2 separate regions of the Homo sapiens genome follow, and region 2 is linked to region 1. A link is an interaction called in ENCODE POLR2A ChIA-PET data of the cell type or tissue named here. Cell type or tissue: GM12878. All regions are shown on one strand.

What was found. Peaks named below come from ENCODE experiments on the same cell type or tissue, not always from the same donor. Only the 100,000 strongest peaks of a DNase experiment are listed, where the experiment ranks them.
Region 2: POLR2A ChIA-PET joins it to region 1 with 5 read pairs; 3 of 35 experiments call an interaction of 5 or more read pairs at or near these places.

The regions. Positions count from the first base shown.
Region 1 is chr5:102,760,116-102,765,115 of GRCh38, reverse strand. All of the region lies in intron 1 of PAM (peptidylglycine alpha-amidating monooxygenase), which reads right to left. Among named protein-coding and RNA genes, the nearest start is that of PAM, 7.3 kb to the right of the region's middle. RefSeq lists an enhancer at 2,878-3,027. In GM12878, no CTCF peak of the experiment used is centred here; a DNase peak (open chromatin) is centred at 2,778; H3K4me3 peaks cover 2,370 bases; H3K27ac peaks cover 1,512 bases.
Region 2 is chr5:103,196,518-103,201,517 of GRCh38, reverse strand. All of the region lies in intron 30 of PPIP5K2 (diphosphoinositol pentakisphosphate kinase 2), which reads right to left. Among named protein-coding and RNA genes, the nearest start is that of MACIR, 60 kb to the left of the region's middle. In GM12878, no CTCF peak of the experiment used is centred here; no DNase peak of the experiment used is centred here.

The DNA of each region.
Region 1 (5,000 bases):
TAGACTGAGTAGGCTGAGGGGTTCTGTGATCCAGGTAAGCTGGAATAAATCAGAAGAAACTGGTGGAAAAAATAACTCTTGAAGGAAGTGATGGAAATAGGCCAATAGAAAGAAAAGAGGCTTCATGATGAATAAAAACAATGCCAAAAAAGAAAAGAATAAATTATGTGGAAAGCCTAAACAAACATTAAAGGGAAGCCTTCAACTGAATAAGAAGTACAGAAAGGGTTGCAACAGCATGTGGGGTTGAAGTAAGATTGGGGACTTTTAGCTGGGCTGATGAAGGGATTGTCATTGACAAGACAGACAAGCAGTTACCACTGACAGTTTTTGAGCACGGTTTGCTGTTGTGGTAAAGGAAGCTGTTCTAGTAGCTGTGTTAAAATCAGTTTAGTGGCGGAGCAACCTGGGATTGTAGTTGATATAGTAAGGGACTTTGAAAAACTGATCAGGACTGAAGATAATGACCCCATATAGATGCTTTAAGTTTTAGCTACCAGCAAGACATTCTTAACACTTTTCTTCCCTCACGCCCCGTATTTCTGGACATACTGGCCTTCTTGGTATTCCTTGGTGGTGGAGGTATAGAGGCAGAGTTCCTTTGTTCCAGCCTCAATATCTTATACCTGTTACCGCTGCTTCGTAGAGAATCTTTGCACAGTTAGTTCCCCGACTTCATCTGGGTTTTTGCTCAAATGCTACCTCTTCAAGAGGTTTTTGTTGACCATCCTGTGTAAGAGGACCCTCTGCTATCATTCTCCATTCCCTTATTTGCCTAATTTTTCTTTACAGGACTTATTAGTACCTGAAATTATATATATATTTATTATATATATGTTTTTAATATATATGTTACACTTAATGATTATCTGTCACTCCCATTAATAAGTAAGCTCCATGAGTCCAAGGACATTTTATGTACTGTTCAGAGTTTTATTCCTAGAGCCTGGCACAGAGAGTAGCATAAAGTAGGGAGTCGCTAAATATTTTTTGAATAAATAAAAGAAAACCCCAACTTATTCCCGAGTTCAATTAATGGTATTCCCCCCAAAACACTTTCGATCTATCTTCACTGCCACTTCCCAGTATCCACCACCAGACTGGTACACACTGTCATGTCAAATTAAATTAATGCAAGAGCTACCCAATTTCACCCCACTGACATGCACACCCCAATCCAACTCACGCCCCCACAGATGATCTTACCAAAACACAAATCACATCAAGTCCCCAGCTCCGACCTAAAACACTCTCCTATGTTCTTATGAGGAAAACCAAATTCTTCATGTGGCCAGCAAGACCCTTTGTGGACTGGCCGGCCACCAGCCAAGGGGTCCAGCCTCACAGTAGCTCTTCTCTCCCCTTGATCTTCCTCAGTTACTTGATTTCATTCTGTTCCCTTCTGTAAAGGGCCTCTGCACAAATGGCAGTTCTCTCTGCTTTCTGGAACACTTTTCTTCCTACCCTATCTCACATTCTCCTACTCATACTTCAGATATCAATCAAGTGTCACTTCCTCAGGTTCCTATTATATAAGCCCACAAAATTCTACTGTTCTATTCAGAGCATTTACCTCTGCCTGTAATTATACATAATTATTTGTTGTTGTTGTTGTTGTTGCTGTCGTGTGTAAATTTTATTAGGGATTGTCTTCCTCCTATACTCTTCACTCCATGATAATGCAGACCAGGAATTTTTTGCTCATTATTGGATCTCTGGGGTCAAGAACAGTGCTAGGTACATGGCTGACACTGAATGAATATTTGTTGAATAAGTGAAACCCAAGAGCTAGAGGTCACTGTCAAATACATAGATAAAAAATTTTTCCACTAATACTGAGGTAAAGCTGGAGGCAAAGATATTAGTGAAAATCTATAATAGGACTTAGAGCTATTATTAAAACAGAAGGAGAGTGGAGGAACCCAGGACAATGCAAGCTGAAACAGTGCTAACTATCTACTGGATAATCATGGGACCAAGAGAGTCTGTTTAATTAGGGAACTAGACAAGAACTAGTTCAAATAATTTACTGACACCAGGTAGTTATGACTTAGGTAGTGACAGTAACTAGGTGAAAGGTTACATTTACATATCCTATTAACAGCTCCTTGACTCATCATCAGTCTGCTCTGGAAACATTTATCTGTGCAGAGAAACCATTAAAACTTTCCTCTCCTTGGCATTTTCTATTATAAAAATTCTGCAAAAAGTCCTTAGTTCCCTGGAAAATGTTTTAAAGGCATTTCACTCTGGTCGATTAGGCATACAGTAATAGCTAAGTGAGGCAGGGGCCACAGAGGAAATGGCATATAATAGAAAGAACCACTTCGCTCCTGATTAAAGTTACTCATGTGCAGCTTGAGAAAATGTACACACCAGAAAGCTCTGAGCACTACAGGGTATCACGGGTTAAAGGACAAGGCCTAATTTTTTTTTAACCCTCATTGTTACCGCTTTATTCCCCAAACACTAGAACCAATATAATTCTAAATTCTCCCCAGGGAAAGAAGGAGTTTATTAGCTTACTTTTATTTCCTTATTTCAGGCTTCTTTTAAAATAAGATGTAGCATTGATGAGCATGAAAAAAAAAATCTAATATTGCTTCCACTCATTGAAACCCATCAGTGACTCATGCAATAAACAGCAAGTCTCCTGGTTTTGTTTCTGAAGAGGGCACACCAACAGTTTCAACAGCATACTCCAGTTTTACTGGAAACAGTTCTCAAAAGATGACTTACCACACCCTGCCTGAGAAAGGACAGCATGAAACTGGGGAAAATTCTGATCTTCAGAAATACAACAGACAATGAGTATTTCCAATTTCATGCTGTTTATATGAAGAGAACAGAGGCACAAGGCAAGACAAGCCTGAAGCACAGGTAAGAACTGTGGCAAATAAAAGAGAAAGGAAAAATGAAAGCACACTGAACAAGTGACTTTACCAGATTCAGCAGGGCTGAGGAAGGGGAATTTGGGGGAGATAACCAGAGTTTTCTACCCCTACAAAAATAAGATTTCAAAACTCACAATTAAAAGAAAAAGACATTTAACAAAGTAACGTTTTTAAACTAAATGGGGAAAAATCTCACTAGTTAACAAATGCCTGCTTTATGCAAGGGACTCTACCTTTATACAAACCCTAATAGCATATGACCTCGGCTCTCCCAGAATTCACTGAATTTGAAAGGAATGTCTATGAAAATAAGGATTTGTTGATGTAATTAGTAATGTAAATAACAGGTATACATATAACCTACAAAAAGTTTTCTTTAAACACTATAGAAGCCTCCAGTTACATGCAACAATTATCATGCTATTCAAAATTAACTAATATCTTCATAAAAGTTCCCTTCAAAAGAGTTCTAAAAGATAACATAAGTGCTTAAAAATAATAAATTCTATCTTTAAAATATTCTAAACTTCAGACTTTTAAAAGCTTGAATTAATCTTTATATAAGTAAAATGTTACTGCACTACAAATGAGTACTATTTTAAAACAAACTTACTTTGGCATAAATAAGTGAAATTCTCAAGATATGAAATTTATAAGGCATTTTTAGCCACGGAAAAAGCAGGTAGTAGTATGATTCTTCCATAAGGGCCTCAGACTTTACTTTTATTTATTTCTACCACTGTTTTTGTTTTGCTTATGTTGTACATGCAGCAGTGAACTGTACACTCAATGCAGGTAAAAACCGTCCTTTGTTACTGCAACTGTTGGCTGGACCTATTATTCTTTGTGCATTTGCTTCCCAGTACTTGTGGCCCACACTCTCTACAAAATGAGCTTCTCCTATCTGATAGGGAAGCAGATCTGCTGCTTTGATTGTTTCCTTAATTCTGCGGTGTCATTTAAAGTTGTACTTTAAAGTATTATGTTTTATATTTTTTGAGTCCAGTTCCCTCCTTTCTTGAAGCTACCCTCTTAAACTCCCTGAACAAGAGCCATCTGGAAATCTTGTTCCTGTCCTCCATCCTTTCTGTGAGACCACACCAGCACAGCTGGGTTGCAGCAGGCACTGCCGAGGTGCTGCTGGACTGGCTATGCTCCAGACCCTCACTGTTAACATGCAATTCTTGTCCTTTTGTGTTAAGCATGGTTAGTAGACAAAGCTCAAGACAGTGTTCAGCAGTTCAATCTCCTTTGGGCACAGATCCTAATCTCACAATCACACATGATTTGAGTAACGCTGTTTATATGTAGAACTTCTGTTGCTACATGGTCCCAGTCTGCCCAGTCTCCAAATTGACAGTGTAGATACTTTTCCACTTTTCTTTTCCCCAAGAGGCCTGAACTAAGTACTGTATAGGTTATCCAAACAGAAATATTTTCTTTGTATTAAAGGGACTCCTGTGAATCTAACATGAAGTCAAACATCATTTTTATGCTGTCGAAATCAACAACTTCTACTGTCTCTACTCACTCACCAACACAAACAAAATTTGAAGCTTTAAACCAGCAATGTCCAATAAAACTATCTGCAATGATGGAAATTTTCTATATCTTCTCTGCCCAGTACAGTATCCACTAGCCTTGTATGGCTATTAAGCATTTGAAATGTGGCTACTGCAACTGAGGAATGGATTTTTAAAATCGTATTCCATTTTTAATTAATTTATACTTAAATTTAAACAGACAATGTGGCTAGTGGCTATCAATAATTAAGGGTCTGAGATTTTTATCCTACTTGCAGGCTAACGAAATCAGGGTGCCACAGTTTCATGGGGATGCTGGAAGAAGACAGAAAATTCTAGGGTGAGAAACAAAGGACTATACTACTCACAAAAATATCAGTAGCAGTAGTATCAGCATAGTTGTGCCAATGTCCTGAAACTCAGTTCCCCCCATGTGATGTGAAGCAGATACTTGATGATCTGCATTGTCAGAGGGGAACCCTGAGCTTAGGGTACTTGAATCTTTTAAACTGGACAGTAAAACCTACCTGCCCTTTGCTTCAGAGGGAAAGAATACCTCTATCTTCCAAAACTATCTACCATA
Region 2 (5,000 bases), 440 kb before region 1:
ATAAAACAAAAACAAAAAAAAAAAACTATTGCTTAAATTTACACAAACAATCCAAGTTCAAATAATACTGCTGATTGACAAAACAATTCTTGTTATAATTGTGATGTAAATGAAATGTAAAAATTTAATATAGCATTTTTAACCTTTTACTTTTCAGAATTCAACACAAATATAGAAAGGTAATGACAATGGGCTGTGTTCACAAAATTAATTTCTCATTTTACTCTACATGCTTCCTAGGAAATGAATATATTTTCATAATTTTTAACTACCATCCATTGTGCTAATGATTTTTAAATTTATACTTCTGGCCTGGGCCTTTTCCTTTAGCTCAAGATATGTATATACAACTGCCAATTGAAACTTTCTTTAAAGATATCTGACGAGAAAGACAAACTTAATATGCATAAACTGAACTCATCATTTTCTCTACAAGCATCTATTTCCTCTTGTATCTTCTATCTTATCCCTCTCTAAAAAGCTAGAAGGTAAGAAAACTAGAAGCACGCTTGACTTAGGAATCATCCTTCTGTGTCTAAACCAACATGAAGTCTTCATGAATTATCAAAAAACTATTCTAGGCCAGGCAGGGTGATTCATGCCTGTAATCCCAACACTTTGGAGGGCCAACGTGGGAGGATCGCTTGAGCCCAGAAGTTCAAGACGAGCCCTGGCAACATAGTGAGACCCCCTTCTCTACAAAAAACTTTAAAAATTAGCTGGGTGTGGTGGCACACACTTATAGTCTCAGCTACTCAGGAGGCCAACGTAGGAAGATTGCTTGAGCCTGATAGGTTGAGGCTGCAGTGAGCCATGATTGCACCACTGCAGTCCAGCTTGGGTAACAGAACAAGACATTGTCTCAAAAGAATAAATAAATAAATAAATAAATAAATAAATAAAATAAAAAACCATTCTAGGTGGCATTACATTATTACATTTCTACTATGGATGAATAGATGTATGGGTAAGCTTCTATCAGACCAATCTTCCCACAGATAACAAATATACACTCTGTACTAAATATGAGGAAGAACTACCTGAAGATACTAAATAGTGAACAAGAGCAGGCCGTTACTAGATAAGAATCAGCACTTGGAAAAAGGGAATAATATGGAATAACATTCCCCTTCTTTTTAGCCTGAGGACAGGCCCTAATATGCACCATGTACAATGGCTACAAGTCCAACATAAGAAGCAGAAGACAAGTATTGCAGCAACTACAGCTGCTAGAAAGTAAGGTGGAAAATCTCAAAAAGGATGAGCCCACAATTCTATTTGTAAATGATGGTCAAATGTATGGCATGAGCAGAGTAAAGTCCAAGGAGCCCAGCTAAAGCAAAAAATGAACTGAAATTTTTGCCAGCCACTTCACGGAACACCATATTTTACAATCTGAGCTCAGCCAAGGCTAACTCTTTGTTTAAAAACAAACAAAACAATATTTTTTGGAGGAACATAACAGAAATAACAAAATCCAGAGTTTCTATAACATACCATTCACAATGTCTACAATATAATCCAAAATTAATATACTAAGAAACAGAAAAACATCTTTCCTGCTGAGAATGCATAAATTGATACAGATCACTTTGGAGATGAGTCAGATTAACAGACAAGAATTTTAAAGCAGCAATTCTAACTATGCTCTAGGACAAAGAAACATAAGTTTATAACGAATAAAAAGAGAAAAATCCCTGCAAAAAAACTATTTAAAAGAATCAAACAGAACATCTAAAAGAATAAATATCTGAAATAAAAGGTCTGAAATAAAAACTAGATGGGTTTAACAACAGAATGAAAAGTAGAAGTAAAAGTAAACAACAACCAAATCAACCAAATCAACATCAACCAATGAACATCTTTTTTGGAGTATTACCAAAAAAGAAAAAAAAAAATAGACATAAATATGCCTTAGTCAACCTGCTGAAAAGCAAAGATAAAGAGAAAACATTGAAAGCAAGCACAGAAAAACAACCCATTGCATTTATGTGGACAGTAATTCAAATTAACTAAGTCTTCTTATCAGAAACAATGGTAACCAGAAGACAGTGGAATATCATTAAAGTGCTGAAATAAAAAATTTTCTACCCAGAATTCTCTATTCAGCAAAAATTACACTGCAAGAATGAAGGCAAAATAAAGCCATTTTTCAGACACAAAAAAATGAATAGAATTTGTTGCCAACAGACCTGCAGATTAAGAAATGCTAAAAAACTTCAGGCTGAAGGCAAACGAAACCAGATGGAAACACAGACTTCAAGGAAGGAATAGAGAGCAAAAAATATGGCAAATATATGGATAAATATAGAATCTTTTTCTCCTCTAAGTTTCTTTAAAATACATATGACTGTTTAAAGCAAATATCATAACACTGTATTGTAGTGTTTATAATATATGTGGAAGTAACACATAAGGATAACTATGTGTAAAGAATGGGAAGAGGGTAAGGTAAATGAATCTATACAGTGGCAAGGCTTCTACATTTTACTTTCAGTGGTACAAAATTAACCCTAAGTAGATGGTGAAAAATTAGGAATATATATTTAGAGCAACAAAAAAAAATGCAAAAAGATACAGCAAAAGTCCATAGAAAAAGTTAAATAAAATTCTTAAAAATATTGAATTAGTACAAAATGAGGTAGAGTAGGAAAGAATAAAGGTATAATAATCAAAAGGAATAAACAGAAAACATAAGAAAGTAGTAGACTAACCTCAACATATCAACAATTACATTAAATGTTAATGAACTGTAAACTGCAACCATAAGGCAGATATTGTTAGAATGCCTTGCATAAATAAAGTTTGTTGAGCTATATCACATCAGACAAAATAAAACAAAACATTACTGGAAATTAAAGAGAAAAAAGTCATGATAATAAATGAGTCAATTTATTAAGAATATCCAATAATCAAATATGCATCTAATTATGTAACAGAGCTCCAAAACACAAAAAGCAAAAATCTACCAAATTAAAGGGAGAAACAGACAATTCTGCAGTTGTGAGTGTAATCGCTCTCTGTACAACTGATAGCACAATCAATCCCTTCCTTGAACACCCCTCTGCCAAAGAAAAACCAAATAGTAAAGACAGACTATCTGAACATTATCAACAACCTTCACCTCATGCATAATGATAAAATAGTGTCCATTAGGATCAATGAACTATAAGATAAACATTTGGGTTTTTTTTTTAGTACACAAATTATATTCAAAATATTCCAGATGTTAAGCCATAAGTCCCACATTTAAAAGACTGAAATCACACAGTGTATGTTTTTATAACTGCAATGGAACTAAATAAGAAATTGATTAAAAACAATAAAAAAACCCTGAATATTTGGAATTTAACCAATATACTTCTAAATATGCAATGGATCAAAGAAGAAATCACAAATAAACTAGAAAGTATTTCTAACTGAATGATAATGAAAATACAATATAACTTTTGTGAGACTCAACTAAAATGCTTAGAGGGAAACTTAAAGGTTTAAATGTTTGAAATAGATAACAATCAATGACCTAAGAAACTAGAAATAGAGGATAAAAGTAAACCCAAAGTAAGTAGGATGTAGAAAATAATTTTTAAAATAATTAAAATAATTAATTTAAAATAATTTTTTAAAAATTGTGTTTTAAGGCTGGGTGCGGTGGCTCACACCTGTAATCCCAGGACTTTGGGAGGTTGAGGCAGGCGAATCACCTGAGGTCAGGAGTTCGAGACCAGCCTGGCCAACATGGTGAAACTCCATCTCTACTAAAAACACAAAAAAATTAGCCAGGCGTGGTGGCAGTCACCTGTAATCCCAGCTACTTAGGAGGCCGAGACAGGAGAATCGCTTGAACCCGGGAGGTGGAGGTTGCAGTGAGCTGAGATCACACCACTGCACTCCAGCCTGGGCAACAGAGGGAGACTCCGTCTCAAAAAAAAAAAAAAAAAAAAAAAATTTGTGTTTTAAACATAAAACCAACAGAAATACAAAGAGCCAAAAGTTGGTTCTTTGAAAAAGTAAACAAAATTGATAAATCCCTAGTGAGAATGATCACAAAAAAAAAGTAGAACACAAATTACCAGTAACATGAATAACAGAAGTTATTACCACATTCATTAAAAAGATAATAAAAGAGCAACAATTTGACAACTTAGATAAAATGAACAAATTCATAAAAAAATACAGCTACCAAAAGTATCACAAAAAGGAAACATAAATTCTATCAAAATTAATTGATATAAAATTAATTCTATCAAACATTCAAGGAAGAAACAAAAATCTTATAAAAACTCTTTCAGAAAATAGAAAGCACTTCCCAATTATTTTATGAAGCTAGCATTACTCTGATACCAAAACCTGGAAAAAGGCATTACAAAAACAGAAACAAAAAAAACTACAGACCAGTATCCTATCTTTCACAAACGCAGATGCAAATTTCTTCAAAATCAAATTTAACTATCTTTTGTCAGCATTTTTCTATCTTAACTTCGTGGCACATCTGATTGTACTGTCGATCCTTCCTGAAATGCTCTCTTACCCTGACTTCCAAGATATTACTCTATCATGATATTCTTTCTGTTTCTCTGATCCTTCTACTTTCCTGGTTGATGATCCTTCTTTTTCCCACTTTCTTATCCCAGACAGTGACATGCTACTCTGTTCATTTGTCTTACCCTATGTTTTTTTCCTCAGAGAATTTTATAGACCTTCATATATATAATATATCATAACTGAGTAGAGTTCATCCTAAGGATGCAAGGTTGACTTAACATTTGAAATGTCAAATATAACACCATTTTTAGTTTATTACTTAAAAATGTATATGAACTAATGCATTTATTATGTGTCTAAAGAACAATGTACTATGAGTCAAAATGCATTCAAATCCTAGGTCTACTGACTACTAGCTATGTAAGCTGGGATTAAGTTACTATCTCTGTTACTTTTTTCATCTGTAATGGACATAAGAATGGTATTGACCTCTAAAGGTTATGGTGAGAACTATG